Linked DNA regions of Mus musculus: region 1 is linked to region 2. Evidence: chromatin loops called from intact Hi-C (ENCODE). Cell type or tissue: heart. All regions are shown on one strand. Links, peaks and the distances in the headings refer to the core of each region. The heading gives the core; the rest is flanking DNA. Region 1 overlaps Tnik (TRAF2 and NCK interacting kinase). Region 2 overlaps Tnik (TRAF2 and NCK interacting kinase).

The links. A loop is a pair of places that touch in the nucleus more often than their neighbours do. Peaks named below come from ENCODE experiments on the same cell type or tissue, not always from the same donor. Only the 100,000 strongest peaks of a DNase experiment are listed, where the experiment ranks them.
Region 1: a loop joins it to region 2, with 1.9 times the contacts of the local background. A loop is called at or near these places in 3 of 42 quality-filtered maps.

Annotation. Positions count from the first base shown.
Region 1 is chr3:28,299,987-28,302,898 of GRCm38, forward strand. The region is part of intron 1 of Tnik (TRAF2 and NCK interacting kinase); the gene reads left to right. Among named protein-coding and RNA genes, the nearest start is that of Tnik, 38 kb to the left of the region's middle. In heart, for the core only: a CTCF peak has its summit at 1,686 (motif pointing left); no DNase peak of the experiment used is centred there; H3K27ac peaks cover 757 bases.
Region 2 is chr3:28,368,358-28,371,269 of GRCm38, forward strand. All of the region lies in intron 2 of Tnik (TRAF2 and NCK interacting kinase), which reads left to right. Among named protein-coding and RNA genes, the nearest start is that of Mir466q, 50 kb to the right of the region's middle. In heart, for the core only: no CTCF peak of the experiment used is centred there; a DNase peak (open chromatin) is centred at 1,514.

The DNA of each region.
Region 1 (2,912 bases), core at 131-2,630, 68 kb before region 2:
AGTTTAAATAGTAGTAAATTATTTATTATTCATTTAGATACTTTGTTATTTACTTAATATTTAAATGACCTTTTGATAAAAACAATGTTAACTTATTTTTGTTGACTTCTGGTAAAAACGGGTACTTTTTGCTTTGCTTTTTAAAAATGAATGCTTGGAAGTAAAATTCACTTGGTATTTATTGTGATGAAATTGTGAAGTAATATTTGTACAACTTGTTTTCTGAAGAACAGCTATGTCATAGATACCATAGTTGGCATCGTGTGTATTGTATTGTGTGTTTGGAAAGAGAAAGCTTGCAAGACAGTGGTTTCTAACTTAGTGCTCCTCAAATGTAAGTGTGACTTAGTCTCATCCAGAGCTTCTCAAATCAGATTGCTGATCCCAAGTCAGTAGGTCTAGCGTGGGGGGTCAGGAACTTGCATTTTAAACAAAATATTGCTGATGTTCTGGTCTCAAGACCATGGTTTTAGAATCATTGTTGTAGGTCACTCAAGGATGCTAAGGACAGTGAGTTCTGGGCTGTGCAGAGGAGGAGAGCTGTACACCCCTTGCTTGGGATGAGTGTGTGTACAGCTTCCTGGGAAAGGCAGGGCTCTAAGCTGGATTTTGCGATCTGTGGATGGCACAGGAGAATAAAGGAGACCTGGCAGAGTCAATAACCAGAGGGAACTATGTGGCAGGGTATGGAGCGGTGGCCGCAAAAGGCTTGATGGAGGAACAGCAAGACCCTAGAAAGGAGAGCGTGCTTTTAAGGCTGGACAGGCTGGTAGCCATTGGGCTTCTGAAGAGCACATGCATTCTCAAGTTGGGTATTATGGGATCATATGGTAGTTCTATTTTTATATTATTTTTATTATTATTATTGTTGAGGAACCTCCTGACTGGTCTTCATGCATAGCTATCATACTTCTCTTCTGTGAGGGTCATTTGAATAAAGCAGTTTGCTGTGTGTGTGTGTGTGTGTGTGTGTGTGTGTGTGTGTGTGTGGTGGTGGTGGTGGTGGTGGTGGTGGTGGTGGTGGGGAACCATGAAGACAGGGCTAATAGCTTTGGTTAGGGGCATTTGCCAGGAAGGCCACAGATGCTTGGCTTGTGGTTGTGGCTGTAGAACTGGAATTCAGGTCCCAGGTGACATAAAAAATGCCAAAGCACAGTGGTTGACAGACTGATTGTCCCACTAATTTGTTCACTGAACCAACTGCTGGAGTTGCTGTTTCAGAAGTTGGTAGAGAACCTGACTGTAGAGTCCTGGCCATGTAGCCTAGAGCAGAGAGGGGAGTTCAAAGGATGTACTGCCTAAGAGAAGAGAATGAAAAGGGAGAAACAAAGAAAATAAAGACAAAATGTGGAAGGAAAAGTCACAGTAAACTGACATTAGATCTTATCACGAGGAGGATTTGAGGAAGGAAATTGTTCCATGAGCTGAGCCATATACAGCATAGAGGAGTGGACACTGTGGGGGTGGCTAGAATGCTCCATTTGCCCCGCAGGAGTGTTGCTGGGAAGAAGGAGAGTGCAGGCATAGTTCTTAAGGAAGTAAAGGCAGTGGTCACCCAGCCGTTGTACAGGAAGGGGCAGTGTCTGGCTCTAGGAGTGATTAAGGGAATTTCTATCATGGACTCATTTTTATTCTGAGCGGGCAGAACCTTTGGTGCTGACTGATAGGGACAGGAAGCTGTGACAGGCAAGATAAGACCTCCCCCTGCTGTCTTGCTTATTCCAATGAAGGACTTCTCTTTGTAGTTCCTCAAGGCCAAATCTTTGGGAGCTATTTTTGGCTCCGTTTATTTTGTTCTCTGATCGTTGGATCCATCACAAAATCCTGTTGGTGCCATACTCCTTTGAAAGCACAACTCGGGATCCAAGGCTTCTAGTGTTATCAACCAGCCACTGGACTTTTCTGTCCAGAATGATGGGCAGCAGACCCTTCTCCTCCTTCCTTGATGCCCACTGTATTCCCAACCGTGTCTGCAGTGATCCTAAGAAGCTTAAGTTAGATCATGCAATTGATACAGTCGCACAGAATCTACCAGGGATTCCTTTTCACTCAGTAAATGTACTATTGCCCACTGAGCCATCTCACAGGACCCCGGTGCTGACTTCCTTATCAATGATCACTAAAGCCTTGCCAGGTCAGATCCAACCCATTCCCCTCACTTGGCAGCCCACTCTGCCCCTATTCCTTGGACCTCCAGGATGCTTCTGCCCCAGTCTTTCCCAGAATGCAACTTTGGTTTCTCACTTCTGTAGAGTCTTTATTATCTGTTATAGAAGGCCTCCCAGGGACACTTTTTGTAAATTGTAGCTCCACTGGACATGGCGCCTTCAACACTGTGTATTGAGCTTTGAGTGTTCTATCAGTAAAATACTGGTTGGTATAAACTCTGGGAGGATAAGAATGTTCTGCTTGTTTTGTTCATTAGTTTACTTTTAGTGGCTAGGACATGCCTTAGAATTTAATTGGTGGGAGGGAACATAGATATGGTAGCCAAGGAGACTGGTCTTAGGGTGTCCTGAGACCCTGCTTGTTAGGCAAGTTCTATAAGGCATATGCTTTTACACAATGGTAACAATAATACCACACCTTAAATTGAAATTTTAACTTAAATTATGATTAGACGTTTTTATACTCCCAGTTTTATTATTTTTAAAAATCATGTTTATTTGTCTGTCTGTAGGAATATGTGCACAGAAAGGCAGTTGCCTGTGGGGGATAAGTTGTTGGATACTCCTGAAACTCAAGTTTCAGGCAGTCGTGAGCCTGTTAGCACTGTGAATCTCATGCTGGTCCTCTACAGAGGAGTACATGCCATGCTATTAACCACCGAGCGATCTCTCTAGTCGCCCATGTTTACTTTTAAACTAATGGGCAGAAAACTCAACGGGGTTCTATATAGTGCTAATACATGC
Region 2 (2,912 bases), core at 148-2,647:
TCCTGAGCACTAAGATAGAATTTGTTATCTCTGTAATAAGTTTAACCTGAAACGTATCTTTATAAAAATCCACTTGGATATTTTGGATGCGTGCAATAAGAAATTGTAGTTCATACTTTCTTTGCTGAGGGTCTGAGGAGAATAACTAGCAGGGTGTGGGGTGGGGGGGGGTAGATGAAACTTTATTTTTTTCAAACCTTACATTTAGTAATGGTTCTTAAATGCTTTAACCTTCCCTGTAGCCTACCACCCATCAGCGGGAGTGGAAGAGAAAGAGGGGAGAGGAGAAGTGGGTCTGTTTAGAAAGATTCTTTGGAGCACATCCATCTGTGTTGTCTGGAAATTGACAATTCAGTTCACAGGTTAGCAGACATCTTGATCCACTCAGAAACACTTTACAGATACACTAGCAATCCAGTTCAATAGAGTCTCAGCTTAGCAAAAGCAGTGATGTGACCTAGCAGAGACAACCAGGCCTCGGCCTTGGCACAAGTCAGCAAGAGGGACCAACAGGATCATCAGGAGAAGTTCTCAGCTGTGCCTCTCTCAGGGAAGTGAAGATCAGGGAAGACAGGCAGGCGGCCCACACGTGTTGCACAGCTAGCTTTACCAGCAAGCCAAGCACTGTCTTGGTCATTCTGTGGACCCTCCAAACATCATGTGTCCTCCACATGCCTTGTTCAACACGAGTCTTGCCTCAGCACAGGCTTTACCTCAGGACCAGTTTTGACTCAGTATGGGTCTCTAATCAGCCTGAGACTTCAGACGTGGCCAGAAACTGCAGCACACCACGAGGAGGTTTTTTTTTTGTTTTGTTTTTTGTTTTTTTTTTGTTTTGTTTTGTTTTTTTTGTTTTTGGTGCATTTCTCTCTATGGTATCCCGACAAAAGCAGCTTAACTATGCAATGTGAGGCAGACCAGTACATGTGTGTTGTTAGGAAAGAATCCTTCATCACATGTCCTTTCACATGCTTGCTTTAGCAAAACAACCTCTCTCCTGTGTCTGCTTTAGTGGTTCCTTCATGAGTCTGCCTTAGCCTTTCACCTATGTCCACTTTAACGAAATGTTCCTTTATGTGTTTGCCCCAGCAAAACACCATCCAATTGACTTTCCAAAGAACCCTTAAGTTTCCACTTCAGGTAGGGGTGGGGTGGGGTGGATGGCCTTTTCTGCTGAGCTCTGTGGCCTTGAGCATAATTTCAGAGCCATTTTCTACTGCTGATTTTCAAAGGTGATGCATAGAATTTCTGTGTCCACTCCATTCCCATTTACAATAAAGGAAAAAAAACCTTGGTAGCTGCCTCCCATCAAACCCTAAATAAACACAAACAAACTTACACAACATGAGTTGTAGTGTTAAACCTGTTGTCTGTACTTCCTGCAGAGAAGAGCTAGGAACTGAACTCTGTGTGAAGAGTTCAGTGTCCTTTAGGGAGAACACACTGCACTGTTTTAGGAACCCGTCCCGTGGCTGCATGATAGGGATGCCCAGTCACTGGCAGGCCACCAACATGCTGACGACTCTGTAAAGCTTCCTTGTAGGAACCAGGCTCAGCTGTGCATCATTTTGAAGGAGGCAGTGTGTGGGACTCACATCATTGCCTGTGCTACCCAAGCAATATCTTATCTTCAAAGACACTGGGAGTGCAGATGAAGCCACTGTGGCCGTTTTTAAGGCCAGCTTCAAAGGCGGTAACATTATTCAGCTCATTCACTGTTGCAGGTTCACAGCCAGAGCCTGACTCCAGAACTTTCTCCTGATTCCAAACTGAATTCCCAATCCTCACGATTCCTCTAGTCTCAGGCTCCTCTGGCTCCACATGTCTGTCTCTCTCCCTGTCCCTCTCCCCTTCCATGTCCCTTGTTCTACTCATTCCCCTGGCAGGCTCTTGCTGTATTGCCATGGTGGGCATCAAAATCACAGCAAGTCTATTATAGCTTGTGCTTCCTGGGTGGTAGGCTAATAGGCATATGCCTACTCATGAGCATTTTCATATATTCCCCCTCTGTCCTTCTCTCCTAAAGATTTATTATTATTATTATTATTATTATGATTATTATGATTATTAAGACATGTTTGTCTGTATGCAGGTAGGTGTGTGTATGATGAGTCTAGGTACATGAGGAAGCCAGAGGCATTGGGTTTCCCTGAAGTTGGACTTATAAGCAGTTGTGAGCCACCACCACGGATCCTGGGATCTGAACTTGGTTTTTTGCAAAAGCACCAGGTGCTCTTAACTGCAGAGCCGTTGCTCTATCCATCCCCATTTTCTTTTACAAATACATTCTGTATATTGTGAGTTGTGTGTATGTGTGTATGTGTGTGTGTGTGTGTGAGTGAGCGAGTGTGCATGTGGGCATGTGTGCGTGTGTGCATGCATGTGTGCAGGCATGTGTGTCTGTGTAAGTAGACACCATGTGTGCCCCTCAGTCACTCCCCATGTTACATTTAGAGACAGAGTCTCGCACAGGGCTCTCTGTCTGGCCACCAATCCCCAGAAATCTCCCTCTTCAGCAGGATTATAGCCATGTTTTAGCACCTCTGGCTTTTTAAGTGGGTGCTGGAGATAAAACTCCGGTCCTCATGATTGCAAGGCAGGTGCTCCACCTATTGCACCTGCTTTCCCAGTTCCAATTCCCAGTGTGTGTAAATGCATTATCGTGAGTTCTTGGATCCATAGCATTGAATGTTCATGATCCGTAGCACAGGCCTGGTGTGGGCCTGCGCATTGGCCAGTCATGATGAGGATATTACCTAGGCAACACATCCAAACTTGTCCTCTAACTAATAGTCCAGAACAGCATTGCATCTAGTGTTCAGATTGAACCTGGCTATTTCCCTTACAGTAACATGACCTAGTTAGGTGGATATGAACTGAAAAATACAACTGTTTTGTGTTGAATCCTTAAA